2 separate regions of the Homo sapiens genome follow, and region 2 is linked to region 1. A link is an interaction called in ENCODE POLR2A ChIA-PET data of the cell type or tissue named here. Cell type or tissue: HepG2. All regions are shown on one strand. Links, peaks and the distances in the headings refer to the core of each region. The heading gives the core; the rest is flanking DNA.

Evidence for each region. Peaks named below come from ENCODE experiments on the same cell type or tissue, not always from the same donor. Only the 100,000 strongest peaks of a DNase experiment are listed, where the experiment ranks them.
Region 2: POLR2A ChIA-PET joins it to region 1 with 5 read pairs; 1 of 35 experiments calls an interaction of 5 or more read pairs at or near these places.

What each region holds. Positions count from the first base shown.
Region 1 is chr14:39,030,515-39,039,312 of GRCh38, reverse strand. SEC23A (SEC23 homolog A, COPII component) reads left to right here. Exons shown (of 20, transcript NM_006364.4): 19 at 217-282; 20 at 5,985-7,394. The coding sequence ends at 6,074. Among named protein-coding and RNA genes, the nearest start is that of SEC23A-AS1, 68 kb to the left of the region's middle. In HepG2, for the core only: a CTCF peak has its summit at 4,419 (motif pointing right); a DNase peak (open chromatin) is centred at 4,422.
Region 2 is chr14:37,614,618-37,623,415 of GRCh38, reverse strand. TTC6 (tetratricopeptide repeat domain 6) reads right to left here. Exons shown (of 33, transcript NM_001310135.5): 3 at 413-1,366. The coding sequence starts at 1,351. Among named protein-coding and RNA genes, the nearest start is that of TTC6, 23 kb to the right of the region's middle. In HepG2, for the core only: no CTCF peak of the experiment used is centred there; DNase peaks (open chromatin) are centred at 4,595 and 6,364.

The sequences.
Region 1 (8,798 bases), core at 1,898-6,897:
GGATGTATGATTTGGAGAGAAGAGGTGCATTTATTATTTATTTGTAACACTTAGTGACCTATACATTTCAAAGTTTAATCTTTTAAAAATTAAGTTAATAAAATTAATTTTACCAACACATACTAAATAAAATTGATTTTGCATGATATAATTATTCAGCTGATATTGACTGAAACCATTTTTGATGGATAATGTTATTTCTTCTTTGCTTTTAAGGCCCGTTTCCTCCTTTCAAAAGTCAACCCTTCACAGACTCATAATAATATGTATGCCTGGGGGCAGGTAAGTTTAAATAGCAGGTCTTGGAAATTATTTCTTTGTGTATTTATTGTTTATTATTTTAGTGAAAGCTACATTTTTTTCCTGTGTATTTAGTAATGGTTTCTGTTGGAAAAGTAATGTAAAAATGAGAGTAGAAAACAGAATTAATATTTGGCGACACCATAGGACAAAAGTGATCCTATCAAATAGACTCCAAGTTTAGCACTATACCCTTGAGACAAAAAGCAATGAAGTGTGTAAGACAGGAAGTGGTGACTCCAGTTTAATGCTAGGTTGTGAACCACAAAAGGCCACGATAAGCCAAGAGAGGCCAGGGATCATAGTTGAGAAGGAGGGGCAGGAACCCTGCAAATCATTATTGATATAGTTTAATTTGGTAAAAGTCCTGCTGGGTGTGGTGGCTCATGCCTGTAATCCCAGCTGCTCAAGAGGCTGAGGCAGGAGGATCACTTGAGGCCAGGAGTTTGAGACCAGCCTGGGCAACATAGCAAGACTCCATCTCTTAAAAAAAAAAAGTGTTAACCTCTTGGTATAACATATCAACATTTATTGAGTGTCCAGTATGTTTAGGACTTTGTATTGGCTCTTTAGGGTGCAGTTATTACCCATGCCTTTGGAGAGCTTGTAGTCTAATATTAGAGATAAAATACATACCTAAGTAAATTACAAGGCAGAATGGGATATTTGTCCTTAGAAAGCTATGAAGTATTACAAAGGTTAGAAGAGGAAGATGGCAAGAGGTCACATAGTGGTAGCAGGAAGAGGGTGTGTAATCAGAAAAGAGCTCAGAAAAAAGAAACATTTCATTTAAAGAATGGTTATTTCAGTAATTGGAAATTGCATGAGGAAGGGAAATCTAGGTAGAGAATAGTATGGGCTAAGATAAAAGACTACATGCAGAGCTGACTAGAAGAACATAAAACGGAAATGTGTTGTACAAGTAAATTGTGGAGGATCTTGAATGTCAGGTTGAGGAGTGAGAAGTTGAGTATTTATTTGGTAAGTAATGGAGAGTCATTGAAGGTGGACAGAGGGCAGATTTGAGTCTTAGTATAGTTGAATCTTAAGATTAAATGGAAGCAGTCTGTAGGTTGAAAGTATATTTACGAAAATAATCCAAGTGAGAGGGAGTAAAGGCAAGATGGTGAAAGGAATAGATTTGGGAGATATTTTAAAAGTAGACTCAATAGGACTTGATTAGAAGTTGCAGGAAAGTAATTATTCCAGGGCATGGCAACTATGCACAAAATCTGAATTCTGATTGAATCCTGGATTAAAGGGAGAGAATAGCTATAAAGAACATAATTGGGATAATTTGTGAGATTTGAATATAGATCATATATCAGATAACTAGTACAGAATTATTAAATTTCTTGAGAGTGATAATGGTGTGGTTATGTAGGAGATTCTTCTTGATCTTAGGAGATACATCCTGAAGTATTTAGGAATAAAATGTCATGATGGCTTCAACTTCCAGAAGTTATTCAACAAAAAGAAGAAAAAAGGAAAAATAATGTAGAAACATAAAGCATACGTGGCAAAATGTTAACAGTCAGTGAATGTAGGTATGCTATATGGGTGTTTATTGTACTTCTCTCTCAACTTTAATGTAGTCTTGAATTTTTAAAAAACAGGTGAGGGGAAACAGGGTATTTTGGGGTTTTAAGCCTGAGTGACTAGGAAAACATATGTCAATAAATGGGAGAGTGGAGAGAAATTGTTTGGTTTAGACACTGAGTTTGAGGTACTATCTAGAAGGCCTTATTGAGCCACAATAAGATGACCATATTGATTATGGCCATGTTGAGTGGGCTGTTGGCAATTTGGGTTTGATGGTCAGGGCAAGAATGAGAAAGGTGATAAAGTCATCACAGTAAATGCTTGTCTGAAGAGAGAGTAAAGAGGTAAAGGAGAGATGAGACAAAAACTTCAGGGGAGTACAAGTGGTAGGAGTGTTTAGTGAATTATCAGAGAGGCAGAATGAAAAGAATAGTATGTCATAAAAGGTGACTTTATAGAAGGAAGAAGAAGGAGGTAACAAACTGACATGCCGCAGACAGTTGAAGAGGGATACAGAGTGAGAAAAGGTGCTTGGATTTGATGGCTAGGAGGTTATTCGTGGCATTGTGTAAGCGGCTTTAGTATGGTGGTTGAGTAAGAAGATAAATTTATAAGGAATTAGTGGGTGAGAAAGAAGCGGAGGTCGAAAGTATAAATGATTCTTTTGCAAATTTAACCTGAGGATAAGCAGTAGGATAGGCAGATGATTGTTATTACGGTAAGGGCACAGAACTTATTTGGAGACCAAGCATAGGAAAGACACAAAAGAACAGATATTTAAGATCCTCAGGAGACAATATGATCATAAGCAGTATATGGACGTTAAGCATTGGTAAGGAGGCAGGGCACTTATTTCTGCAAAAGCAAAAGGTAAGAAGGGTGAAGACAGAAAGGTTTTTAGGTGGAGTGAAAACTCACATTGGATAATTGCCTGTTTCTTTTCAATAATATGAGATTATTTAGGAGTGAAAAAGGCTGGAGTTAGGGGCCAAAAAAACTAGAAAAGATTAAAAACAGTTCTAAAGAATACAAAAATCAACTGAAGATTAATAAAACGCTTTTGCAGCAGTGGTGAGGGCCTATTTTATTTACTAAAAATATCTAGAGCATGCTTCCATAATGTTCTTTTTTTTTTTTTTTTTTTTTTTTTGAGACGGAGTCTTGCTCTGTTGCCAGGCTGGAGTGTAGTGACGCGATCTCGACTCGCTGCAACCTCTGCCTCCTGGGTTCAAGCGATTCTCCTGCCTCAGCCTCCTGAGTAGCTGGGACTACAGGCACACACCACCATACTCAGCTAATTTTTTTGGTATTTTTAGTAGAGATGGAGTTTCACCATGTTGGCCAGGATGGTCTCGATCTTCTGATCTCGTGATCTGCCCACCTCTGCCTCCCAAAGTGCTGGGATTACAGGTGTGAGCCACTGTGCCTGGGAGTATCCATGAATAGATTTTAATTGTTTCATGAGGGCGGAACCCTTATGACCCAGTCACCTCTTAAAGGCCCCACCTTTATACTGCCACATTGGGGATTTTCAAAATGAGTTTTGGAAGGGACAGATATTCAAACCATAGCACCGTCCTACAATTGCATGATTGAATTTGTGTAATATCCCTGTCCTGTCATCCCTTTTCCCGCCTCCATTTTTTATGGCATTGCTCCTGTTAGATTATTAATTACTTGAGGCAATAACTGTCATTTTCATTTTTGATTTTCCATAGGACCTTAAACATAGCATATATTGAATACAATAGATCTGGACAGGAGAGAGCAGAGATTAGAATATTGGAAATCTGTGGAGGTGGCTAGGAGTTAAGAGTTTTTGTAATATAGGTAAATAAATTGAATCCCAGGTCCAAAAGTTCTAAAAGTTGGGGAGGTTATAAAAAGTAATCTTGGAAGGGTGGAAGGCTGGTAATGGAAAATGCAGACTCTGCAAGTTACTTGACTTCTCTTTGTTTTCACTTCCTTGTCTATAGAGTTTAATAAAACATGCTTGAAATGGACAGTAATACTCAGTAAATGTTAGCTATTAGTTTTCACTATTATCAATGGAAAAAAAAGTCACTTCTTATATTTAACATGGGAAAGGAAACCTATTTTAAACTCTGAAGTGTAATTGTTACTGCCTGGAAGTAGGGGCATTACAGGCATAAATAAGAGTGCTCAGGTCTTTCTTAAGATTTTTATGAGTAATGATGTCAATATTTTAATAATCATAATATCTAATACACTGAATCTACTGTTTTAGTCACTATGCTTTTAGTGTACTCTCATTTAATTAACTTTTATAAGGTGGATACTAGTAATCCTATATTTCATGAGAGGAAATTGAGGCTCATATAGATTAAGTATTTTATGCAAGATCATGTAGCTAAACTGTGGCAGGGTCTAGATTTTAACCAAGGTCTAACTCCAGACTCTGAATTTTTAATCAAGTTAATTTGATGATTGCATTTAAAGGAAATAACAGTAACCAAGAATTTTACTAAAAATTAATGGACTCTAATAGCTTACAGGATTTTTTGGGGGTCAGAAATCAAGGACCCTATGATAAGTATTATCCATGAACGGCCGTAAGAGGGCACCACTGCAACACTTCTGTGACAGTGCTGGAGGCCTCTGTTGCTGTAGTGCCTCATATACTAAATAATGTAAAGCTTGTACCTTTCTGCCTAATCCTGGATATATTTTAAATAGAAAAAGGGTCCATTTGAAAAGTTGAGATCAGCTAACTGCTAATTTTTTATAAAATCGAATGAGCATTGGTATTTATCATTTCAAGCAGGAGCTCTGTGGTATATAAATTAGGAAATCCTTATATTTTGTCTTGACTAGGAGAAATGGCTCTGAGATTGGGTGACTTGAGATGGAAAACATTGTAAAATGAAAATAAAATCAGGCATAGTTACAGGAAGAAAAAAGTAAGAGCCATGAGGTTGTTACTGGTTTAGGTTACAGTTTTGAGACTTGTGCTTTTCTGTGTTAGCTATGCATATAGAATAAAGAAAAGTATTTCATTGTTATAGATTTTTGAACAGGAGGAACAATAGAAATAGCTAAAACATGTATGTCTACTGTGTGTACTAGGTACTGTTCTGTTTGCTTTATAGAATTTAACTCATTTAATCATTACAACAACTTGTGTAAGATAGGTCCTGTTATTATCCTTGTTTTACACATGGGGAAACTAAGACATAGTTTAAATAACTTATTCAGTCATATGGGTAGGAAGTGGCAGAGCCAGAATTTGAGCCTAGGCATTCTGGATCCAGACTCTATGCCCTTAATCCCAGTAAGGGATTGCCTCCCTTCATTATCAAATCTTTCAAGTTCTTTTGAATAAACATATGATAAAATTGATTTCCCTTTATTCAGGAGAGGTTATGGCATGTTTGTGGCTATGCCAGACTAGAATCACAGGAGCTATAAGTTCTCATCTCACATTTGCCAATAATTTGCTGAAATTACTTAATTTCCCTGTTTTAGACTTTGAATATTTATAATTAATAAGAACTTGAGTATAAGAAGAAAAATGTAAAATTCAGATTAAAAATCTTCTAGAAATACCTTCTCTTGCTGAAGTAAAATTTCATTGTTAATGGATTGGGTTACCAAGATCATTCTGTCAATACAGTTTTTATTAAAATGGATAATAGGAATTTTCCCTAACTCTTGTTAATTACTTGGAACCTACAGAAATCAATTAAAACGACCTGAAAACTTGAGAAGCATAGTTTATTTAAAAAATGATATTATGAGTTTGCTTCCTTCCAGCTGGGATTTCTCTTAAAATGCCAGGGAGAAAGGGTCTGGAGGTCAGGCTTTCTTTTAAAAGCACCAAGCCTCTAATTCCATTGTTAGTCTTCGTGGTGACTAGCCGCCATCCTGATTCATCTCATCTCATAGCATAAACTCCTATGTGATCCCATCAGCCTATGAATAAAGACACTCCTATTATCAGGGAATTCTAAGGATGTAGAGTCTCCCTCCCAGCAACCAGGGACGGAGGCCAGTTAGATTCTTTTTATTTAATAGGACCATAGGCATTTCAAATGATTTCCTTGTCTATTTTAAACATTTGTGTATAAATTCCATGATATCACCCTATGCTTTAATCATAACAAATATCTTTTTTCCTCTAGGAGTCTGGAGCACCTATTCTTACAGATGATGTTAGTTTACAAGTGTTTATGGATCACTTGAAGAAACTTGCTGTGTCCAGTGCTGCTTGAAGTGCTAATAATGTTAAAGACACTTAAGAAGATGAAATAATATTCAAATTTCATTTTTTCCTTTTTCCATTTATCTGTGGAAACCAACAGATATTGCTCTATATTTTTTGTATTAGTATGGTTTGAGACAACATATGGAAAATGTTCACATTTGTAGATTAAGCTGGAATTATAATGAGAGCAATAAGAACAAATTTATTTTGCTTACCACAGTGTTATAGCTGGTTCTAGAAATTTGAAGTCTTTATAACTTAATTATGTTTAATAAAAAATAGAGTCTGCCTCGTACTACAGATGTAACTCATTTGTATATTGCAGACAGACCCAAAGTGGCACTGAATTTTCTTGCTCACCTTTTAAAAACTTGTTCCTTAATTTTAGCCAGAAAGCAAAAAAACAATAGTAATGATAAATGTGAACATTTTTGCTTATTCATTGAATATTTTTCTGTAATTTTCAGCACTTATGTATACACTTTTTCTGTACTTACTAGGTTAAGGCAGATTTATTTTTATGATTTGTTTAGGAATTATTTGATTTTATAATGGTAATTTTCATGATGATAATGTTTTTGGTTATTTGGAAAGATAGTTTAGAGATGAAAGGTTTTTTTGGGTAACAATCCCGCAGCTGACAAAAAATGTGAAATTTCCACAAAATATCCAACTTATGTGACTAAACGCAGTAGTTTTTTTAAAAGGGGAGATAGAAAATAAATGGTTTTGTTGGAGTGCATTTTAGTAAGCCTTTGCAGTAAAATGACGGTTGTAACTACTAAACCAAATTTAGTTTTCACAGCATGGTTTTGTTGTTTTCCCCTTGTTTTTCAGAGGTAAATTTTGCATTATATCCTTCAGTATTTTAACACTATTTTGGCAGTTTACACATTACTTTTTGTTTTTCCTTCCTTTTTGTGAAATGTATTAAGTTGTGGTTCTTATTGAAACAGTATTATATAATGTTTGCTTAATTATATCATGTGATGCTCAGTTCTATTTTGATTTATTCATTAGTATTCACTTTTACCTTTAAAGTTTACTTGTAGCAAATATGTTTACATTGATAAAGCCAGATATGTTTTGACAATGAAATTTACATATCAAGTACTGCAAATAAAAGGTGGTGCTATGATATATGCTTAGGAGGACAGTTTTAATGATTGTACTTGCATGAACACAATCATATGATGGTAAAGCAGAAACTTAAGAAAAAATTGTTTATGTGTTATATTCAATTAGCTTAAATAAGTTGCTTTGTTATATTTTATTTGAATTGAACTACGCTAGGCCTAAATGCCAATAAAATATACTTTTCACTGTTTTTCTGGCTATTTTGAAATCTAGTAAAACCTGAGAAGCCTAATGTAAAATTAGAGTATTTAAAATCATTAGATTTAAAAGCTACTCATTTAAAAAATAACAACTTTAAGATATAATTCACACATCATACACTTCACCCACTTAAAGTGCACAATTTAATAGTTTTGAGTATTTTCGTGAAGTTATGTATGTAACCACATCACCACAATCAATTTTAGAGTATTTTTTATCACTCCCAATAGTTACTCATTTTTGTTGTAAGGCTAGTGTGTTTTTAAAAAGGGAGATAGAAGTTCATGTAGTTTTTTGTTGTTGTTGTTGTTTGAGACAGAGTCTTGTTCTGTTGCCCAGGCTGGAGTGCAGTGGCACAGTCTCAGCTCACTGCAACCTCCACCTTCTGGGTTCAAGCGATTCTCCTACCTCAGCCTCCCAAGTAGCTGGGATTATAGGCGCCTGCCACCACACCTGGCTAAGTTTTGTATTTTTAGTAGAGATAGGGTTTCACCGTATTGGCCAGGCTGGTCTTGAACTCCTGACCTCAAGTGATCCACCTGCCTTAGCCTCCCAAAGTGCTAGGATTACAGGTGTGAGCCACTGCACCCAGCCAAGTTCACGTATTTTGAATTGAGGAAAGACATTGTAATGATGACACCTGTTTAATTTGCTTGGCCTCTTAAGTTATGTTCTTTAAGTGCTTGGCCTCTTAAGTTATGTTCTTAAGTGTTGTGCCATTGTTTCTTGTCTTGGTACTTAGCCCTAAACTGTCCTCTACTTCTAAATCAGTTACAGCTGAATTTAGGGATAAGGATGAACAAATATACCCTTTTAGTTCACCATTTAAAAGCAATCACCTGGGATCATTTTTGTGTATAATGTGTCTATTTCTAAATTATTATCTACCTACATAGACTGTTGAATGTTTAGCCCTGTCTTAGTTCTTTTGCGCTGCTAGAACAAAATACCCTAGACTGGGTAATTTATAAACAATGGAAATTTATTTCTCACAGTTCTGGAGGCTGGGAAGTCCACAATCAAGGTGCACCATAGAGTTGGTGTGTGGTGATGGCTCTCTGCTTTGTAGGTGGCACCTTCTATGCGTCCTCACATGGAGAAAGGGAGGGAGGTGAACAAGCTTCCACAGACACCTTTTGTAAAAGCAGTAACCCCATTCATGAGGATGTACCCCTCATGCTCTAGTCACTTCCTGAAGGCCCCACTGATCTGGGAGGGAGGCAGAGAAGTGCCAGGAAGGGAAGGGCGTGGTCCTTGGCTAGGGCTTCACCCTCAGGCCTGTGCCTACAGACCTAGGTGAAGACTAGCATTTCTGTTTTCCTGCCCAAATGTTGCATTTCCCAAGACCACTGTGGCCCACCATGCCCCCATCCTGTGCTTTTAAGAACCCCAA
Region 2 (8,798 bases), core at 1,617-6,616, 1.4 Mb after region 1:
TAAATGCACTTTTGCTGTAATTTACTACTAATAATACTAAACTGTAACAGAAAAAAGAGTTTTTCACATAAAATGCCTGTTCCTTTAACACTAAATAATCACGAAACCTTTGAAGGGGAAGGCTCCTAGTGACGTTATTACTGAAGTCTTCAGCTAATGTTCTCTGAACCAGTTTCTGGGATCATGGCTCAGTTTCCTTCACTTTGAAAAGAGGATAAGACAGAAAATTCAAAAATTCAAATGGAAAATTCAAACAAAATGCAAAGAAGTTGAATAACACCCCAGTGTTTTTGTGTTATAATACATGACACCTTATGCACTGAAATATTATCCATAATAAACTACTCTTACATATGTAATGTAACCCAAATTGCATTTGGGAAAAATGTTACTCTTGTTTTGGTTCACCTACTTCCATTGTAATGTCGTAGTTCTGGCCAAGGACGCTCCGTATGAGCTCTTTGATGGTCTGGTCGGAGGCCAGCTGGGCCTCGGACTGCAGAGAGGCGATGATCTCTTCGATGGACGTGGGGATCACGCGGGAGGGCAGCAGCGCCTGCCAGGCGGCCTCCCGCGCGTCGCTGGGCGGCCAGCTCTCCTGTTCTCCCTGGGCTCCTAACCCCGCCGCTTCCCGCGCCTCGCGGGCCCCGCTCTCGCTCACGAAGTTGCTGCGGATCCTCACTTTCCTCCGCCCGCTGCTGGCCTCCATGTAGCCGTCCTCTGCGGAGACGGAGCTGGCCTTCCTCTCTTTGGCCATGCAGGGCCCTGCGAGAGGAGCTACCTCCTGGCTCTGTTCGCGCTCCCTTCCCAAGTGGAAGACCCGCCTGGGAGCCGCGTGCCGCGAGCTCTCCAAGACCCCGCGCGCTCTGCGCTTCACGGGTGGCTCGGGCGGAGGCAGCAGGACCACGGGTCTGGCCGTGCCGAACCCCGAGGCGATGACTGGGGGCTTTTTCAGGGCCTGGTGCCGTAGGAACGCGGAGCTCCGCAAGTAAAAGTCCCGGGGGCGAAACGACCGGGTCTTGCCTGGAGCCGCCGCCTCACCCAGGCCCGAGGGACGCGGCGCGCCTCCGAGCACCTCCTGCAGGAGGGCGGCCGCGGACATCGCAGGGCCTTTAAGCGAAGGGTATCTTCTCGACGTCCGGGCTGCGGCGCAGGAAACGCGCGCGGGGCGGGCCGGGCCGGGGGCATGGAGGCTGTGGACTGGGCTTTCATCTACAGCCGGCTTGGAGGCCAACTTCTGCTTGAATCGGAGAAAATCCTTTTTAGTTTCCTGCCGAACTTTCTCAAGCTCTTTAAACATATACGATTCCTCTTTGTATTTCAGGCCAAAGTGTCTCGGGATTGTGGACATCTTGACAAATTTGACCTGTAAAGTAAGCCCCCAAAACAATCACATATGTTGTGTGCGTATATACATAAATATAAAACAAAACTGGAATAAAATTTCAGCTCAGCAAAGCTTCTCATAAGAGAACCTCACCGTGCTCCCTGAGGCACAAGCGGGTAAAATTATCATGTAATTTTATATCCACCTATTGGCCCTTTCACAAGAACCATGAAAAACCTCTAAAACAGTCATTTTTTTCGGTGGAGGCTTCCCAAACCCCTATTGGATTTCTTTTAACATTTCTTTAGACTCTAATTAGTAATGTTCCACTTCCAGGCAAGCAGCATCATACTAAACATAGCTTAGAAAATCCCCAGGACCCCTGCTACAACAGAATAAAGGTCACAAACTGTGGCCTGAGGCCTGGATCATTCAGCCCATATAGTTCAGAGTATTTCAACAATTTTTTCTTTTTTTGAGACAAGATCTCGCTCTGTTGCCCATGTGACTGGAGTACAGTGGCATGATCATGGCTTAGTGCAGCCTCGGCCTCCTGGGCTCAAGCGATCCTCCCACCTAAGCCTCCTGAGTAGCTGCGACCAAATGTGGTACACCACATCCAGCTAATACTTTAATTTTTTGTAAAGACTCAGTCTCCTTGTGTTGCCCAGGCTGGTCTCTAACTCCCTGGGCTCATGCCATCCTCCCACCTCAGCCTTCCAAAGTGTTGGAATTACAGGCATGAGCAACCATGTCTGGCTTACTTCCACAATCTTAATTCATAGCCAGCTATTTTAAATTGGAAGATTTTCATAAACCAATTCAGATTTGCAGTTTCTCTGAAAAAAAAGAAAAATGAAGGGTCTGTCAGTGCAAGGGCCAAATCCCAGTTCTTGTGGCTAGACAGCTGTTTCCCCTTCTCTCTCCAGCTGGTCCCAGGTGTCCCCTTCCTTACCCAGCTCACTCCCTCCAAGTGTCACCTGAGCCACAGCAGTGTGTAGGAAGGGAATGGGGGAAGCCTCAGAGCAGGCTGCAGCTAGATTATGAGGCCTTCAGTGCCACTCTCTGTACTTTTTCTGTGAGCTACTGGAAACCACTCAAAATTTTTAGCAGAAAAGTAACTTGATATATTGACTAGAAGAAAGAATAAAGGCTGGCAGGACAAGTAAGAATCTGGTAGCTGGAGCCTGAGTCTGACCTTGATAATGAAGCACAGTAAAAACAGAGACAAAGCAAGGTAAAACTGACAGGACCTGGCCAATGATTAGGAATGAATGGGAGCAATGAAAGCTCCTTCAAAAAATAGGGACTTTGAGTCAGCCTAATGAAGTCTTAGTCATAATAAAACTTCTGTTATTCACTGAACTGTACACTTTAAAATGGTAAAGAGGACAAATTTTGTTATGTGGATTTTAACTACAATTTTAAAAAATTCTGTTATTCAGCAGGGCCAGCTAGCTATGATCATAAGTAGATTTTGAGATCTTGAAAGATCATTACACAAAGCCAGGCTAGCAGTAAATATAAATAGGGAACCGATGGCAGGTTCTGTGGCACACTTACCTGTGTGAGGCGGGAGGGGCAAGAGTAATCAGAGAGTTAGAAAAACGAAGAGGACAGTGTTCCACAGAACACACCAAGAGGAGCATTTCAAGAAATCAGGGTAAAACAATGAAAGTAAAACAAAATACAATGAACTAGAAGTCTTTAGAGAATACCTAAGGTCAAGTTTCTTTGAAAATAAATAAAACAGTAAGGCAGAAACACCTCTGGAATGTCATCATTATTTCCAGATATGATTATCTACTGAAAACACAGACACTAGAACTCTAATAGGATTCTGCAAGAGATTTGAATTTAAAATATATATATATGTATATATCCCCCAATAATTTCTTTGTACCAAAATGGTCCTATCAAAAACATAATGGACTCTAGCCTGGGCAACAGAGCCCCTGTCCTTATTTAAAACAATTTTTTTACTATAATGGTAAAATTTCATTTGTAATATTTTTTAAAGTAAGTATCTAGGCATAAACCTAACAAAAAAATGTACTGAAACTAGGTGATTAAATTTTTAAAATTTTACTGAAGGACATTGAAGAAAGATTCAACTAAATAGGAAGTTAATGTTCCTTGATGGAAAGACCAAATATTTTAATTATATCAGGTCTTCCCAAAATACTGGTTTGGTTTCATGCCAGTGCAAAACTCTGAAAATGATATTTTGAACTTTGAAAGGTAATTCTGAATTCATTTGAAATAATAAACAGGCTGGATTAGCCAAAAAAAAAAATGGAAAACATAAATGACAAGGGAGCACTTGTCCCTCAATGAAGAGCAACCAGATAAATAAAAGGTTTACAGATAAAAGAATTAGAACTGAAAAACTGCTGCTAAAATCAATAGCTACACTGAGAAAGTGAGAAAAAGGATTAAATATAATATTAGTTATATTATAAAGGCAGCATTAAATTGATGATAAAAGAATTTTTCAATAAATTGTGCTGAGACAACTGGACAACTATTTGGTGCAATTTTTTGGTGTATTTCATGACATGTACCCAAATAAATCCATATGGACTTAAAACTTAAATGTGGAAAATATATTTTTATTTTACTTTGCATTTTTATCACTTATCTACATTTCTTAGTTGGACTCATATCAATTCATGAAATAATTATCTTTATAATTGTAATTATTCATTTATCATGATGTTTGATAGTATGAAGAAAATCTCCTGTTTATCCCCCAAATATAGTCGTATTGCGTTTAACTGAAGACCCTGCTACACGAAGAGCTCATCATATCTGGGAATCAATAGGCTTTCTTTCTTTACCTAGCTCCATGACTGACTAGACCTTGGACAATTCAATTCTATCCATACCAAGGGTTCATATTAAAAAGTGAAAATAATCTGTTGCCAGTTTTCCAGGCCATAGGATATGAACATTAGAAATTATTTCTAAAGCCCTTAAGCAAGTTTCCCTACTTTAAAAAATGCTGTATAATCCCCCCGCCCCGCATAGTATTTTGGCTCTTATTGTTTGCACAGGTGGCAATATGTTCATATCAACACTATCTGCATTTCTTCCTGCAAAAGGTTGAAAGGTAGTAACTGGAACAGAGCACAGACCAGAAGTACATTAGTACCTGATGAGAATCTGACTTGACTCTCCCACTTGCACTTCCCTTTTATTTCTTAGTTCCTGCTTTCCCACTTCTCCCAGGCCTTTGGTTTGCTATTGAAGTTTAACAAGTGTTCATTGTTTAACACTTCTCAGTACATTCCCATGAGTTCTTAACAGGAAAGTTGCTCTTTCTATCTAAAATTAAACCAACAGGAAATAGAACTTCTAAATTCAACAGGAACTTCTATTGTGCGTTCAAGATGAGTGGTATACCAGTGCTTCATGGGCCAGTCCATCAAAGCTAAGTGCCTTTATTCCCCCACCCACTCCTACAACACAAAATACATAAAATGACTTTTAAACATTCATTCTCATGAGAAAATAGCATGTTCTCTTTTTCATAGGAGCAATTTACTAAGAGAGACTAGTTCTAGTTTGGCAATACCAAGGGAAAAATAATGTAGTTGTCTCTAAAGGAAAAAGTATTCATCTACATGATGTGTCAAATAGGCAGCTCACAAACCAGGTTGATTATGTTTACCCTACACTTTAAAACGGGACAGAATGCTCTTAAAATCTGTCTATGCCTTTTCCTTTCTCTTCTGCCAGAAGGTTCAAGGCCTGAGCAGTGAAGCAGTCAGAAGGGTCAAGAGCCAGCCTTTTCTTCTCTCTCACAAGACCAGGTCAGCCATCAGAAGAAAGTTCTCCAGCCAAAAATGGCTAAAGACTCAGGCAGGGCTGCACACTTGAATTCTCTAGACCATTGCAGGTTACTCTCTGGTTCTTGCAGTTGTGTCTATTTCTCCTGTTGGAACGGAAAATCCAAAACTTTGCTCTAGACTGTAACTAAAGTCAAAATAAATGGAGCAGATTACCACATGACTTGGTTCCAAGCTACACAAACCCACCTCAAAAAGGGAAAGCAGTCTGCATATGTTAGGCCTAGCTCATCAGAGTATTACATTAGGAATGGGCCCAGAAAGTAATATGAATTACCAGACCTTGACCTCTTCCTATATGTAGTCAGGGGACCACACTGAGAAGGATAACCTTTTAAGAACAAGATTTGGGTTTTCCTAGGTCCATAATCAAATATCATCTCAACTGACATACCTCCTAAACTTCAGGCCAATGTCAATTTCCAATGCACAGTACTAAAGTTCCAAAAGAAACTTCTTAACCCAAGGACAATCTATCTCATTTAGTAAAATCTTCAGCCTTGCAAGGAAAACAAAAATATTCTGAAAACAATATTTGCTTCTGAAATATCAGTGGGAGAAATGAGATCTGTTTGTGTCCTCATTGTCATTTACCAAAAAAAAGCCTCAAAAGAAATATATAAACATATTAATAATTTTGCTAAGAGAATGGGAAAACAGTGATTTTTTTTCTATTTTTCTGCACTTTCTATACTTGTTTAGCTGCCTTTAATCCTGTTAATATCAATAATAGTAAAAACCACTTACATGTGCTCATTTAAAAGGATATAGAAAATAGAGAAAAAGCTATTTTTCAGGCTCAGAAGAGGTTTCTCTCTGAGCTATTCAAAAGCTCACAGAAATTTCAATAACTATAAAAGCTCAGCCCTTTATAACAGTCACTTAGAATATGCCTATATCCCTTGTGAATATACTTACATTCAAAAATACATACATATATAAATACATAACAGCTAATGAAACAACAAAATACTCCCCTGCGTTTTTCTTCTCCCCACTTTCTATCTTCACTTCTTGGACTCCCTTTAATTGCTTAAAAAGCCAAAATTTAAAAATAAAATGTGGCCAGGTGCAGTGGCTCATCTTGCAATCCCAGCGCTTTGGGAGGCCAAGAAGGGAGAATCGCTTGAGCCCAGGAGTTCAAGACCAACGAAGGCAACATAAGGAGACCCTGTCTCTACAAAAAGTAAAAAATTAACCGGGCATGTTGGTACATGCCTCTGGTTCCAGCTAGACAGGAGGCTGAGGTAGAAGGATTGCTTGAGCCCAGGAGGTCAAGGCTGCAGTGAGCCATCATTGTGCCACTGCACTCCAGCCTGGGTGACAAAGACTCTGTCTTAAATAAAAATAATTTTTTTTAAGAATAAATAAAAATAAAATGATGCGTGTGTATGTTTAATGGTCATTGTACTTTTGACATGTTAAAATATTGCCTGCTGTCAGTTTCAAAAGCAATTTGTTGGAGAGCCATAGATGCATCTTTTTTTTTTTTTTTTTTGAGATGGAGTATCACTCTTCCGCCCAGGCTGGAGTGCAGTGTTGAGGCAGAGTATCACTCTGTCGCCCAGGCTGGAGTGCAGTGGCGCGATCTTCGCTCACCGCAAGCTCCGTCTCCCGGGTTCACGCCACTCTCCTGCCTCAGCCTCCTGAGTAGCTGGGACTACAGAGACCCGCCACCATGCCTGGCTAATTCACAGATGCATCTTTACAGATCAATTCCTCACAGCAACATATAAAGTCTGGAGAAATTTTTTTTATTGACCTAAGAATTCTTCAGAGTAAACAAAAGCAGGAAGATTGTAGAGGAAAGTCAACATTTGTGTAAACTGGCCTGGAGAGAAGTTTCCAGGTTTATTGTGGTTTTTCTTCAAACACAGTCCATAACTGCAGAAATGGCATAGTGCAAGTGTCAAAAACATTGATAGGAAGCCCTTCATCATTCTAGCCAGAAGAATCAGGGAAAGGAGCCCAGACAACAAACATCACTGAGAAGTGAGAGAGAAATTCCAGAAGGAAGAGACCCAGAGAAGATAATCCCCAAATTCTATCTAAACCCCACACGTCTCCGACTGACCTTTGATTCACGTATATGCAGGACAAACTCAAAGTAGCACAGTAAAGGCTTAAAGAGCTGAACTGAACCACCAACCACAGAGTAAGACAAGACTTACAGTGAGTTTAACTGACTGGTGAAATGCCTGCTAAATGGAAAATAACAACATTCTTCAGAAAGGATATGACAGAACCTAGACTCTACATGACAAAACATTCACAATGTCCAGGATATAGTCCAAAAATACTTGGCATGAAAAGCCTTGGGAAAATTGAATCATTCTCAGAGGTAAACATAATAAACAGATTCCAGTCCAGAAATGACTCAGGTGTTGAGATTATTAGAAAAGGACATTAAAGCAACTCTTATAACCATGCTCAATCAAGTAAAGGAAAATATGCTAGAGATTAATAAAAAGAAAAAGAAAATTGAACAGATCCCAGTCCAGAAATGACTCAGATGTTCAGATTATTAGAAAAGGACATTAAAGCAACTGTTATAACTATGCTCAATGAAGTAAAGGAAAATATGCTAGAGATTAATAAAAAGAAAATCTTGGCAAAGAAATTAAAAAAATAAAAATAGAAATTTTATACCTGAAAATATATTTTCAAAAAAATTTGATTAGGAAAATGGAGATGTCAGAGAAAAGAGTAACTGAGTTTAAAGATAAATGCACAGAAATTATCCATTATAAGAAAAGACAAAAAAGAAAGCCTGATATCCCTGTAAGGATAATACCAAAAAGCGCTAACATTCAGATAATTAGTATCCCAAGGAAAAAGGAGAATGATTGCTCCACTGCACTCCAGCAGCCTGAGTGACAAAGAGAGAATCTGTCTCAAAAAATAAAAAATAATTATGTTTGAGAACTTCCTAAATTTGAAGAAAGACAAATTTATAAATTCAAGAAGCTCAGTGAATCTCAATCAGAATAAATGTAAAGAAAATCATATGTAAGGTGATGAAAAACAAAGACAAAGACAAAATTCAAAAGCAGACAGAGAGAAACAACACATTATTGACAGGGAAACAATAATTCAAAGACCATGGACTTCTCATCAGACACCCCTAAGAACAGAAGACAGGGAAACAGGATTTGTAACATGCTAAAAGATTTTTTTTAAATGTCAACCCAGAGCAGGTGCAGTGGCTCATGCCTGTAATCCCAGCACTTTGGGAGGCCCAGGCAGGCAGATATCTTGAGGTCAGGAGTTTGAGACCAGCCCAGCCAACATGGTGAAACTCCATCTGTACTAAAAATACTAAAGTTAGCTGGGCATGGTGCTGGGCAGCTGTAATCCCAGTTACGTGGGAGGCTGAAGCAAGAGAACTTCTTGAATCCAGGAGGCAGAGGCTGCAATGAGCCAAGATTGTGACACTGCACTCCAGCCTGGGCAACACAGCAAGACTCTGTCTCAATAAATAAATTAATTAATTGATTAATTTAAACTGTCAACCAAGTATTCTATACCTAGCATGCATATTCTTTTTTAAAAGGTAAACAAAATAAAGACATATTCAGATTAAAAAAAAAAAACCTAAGAGAATTACTCACCAGCGGATA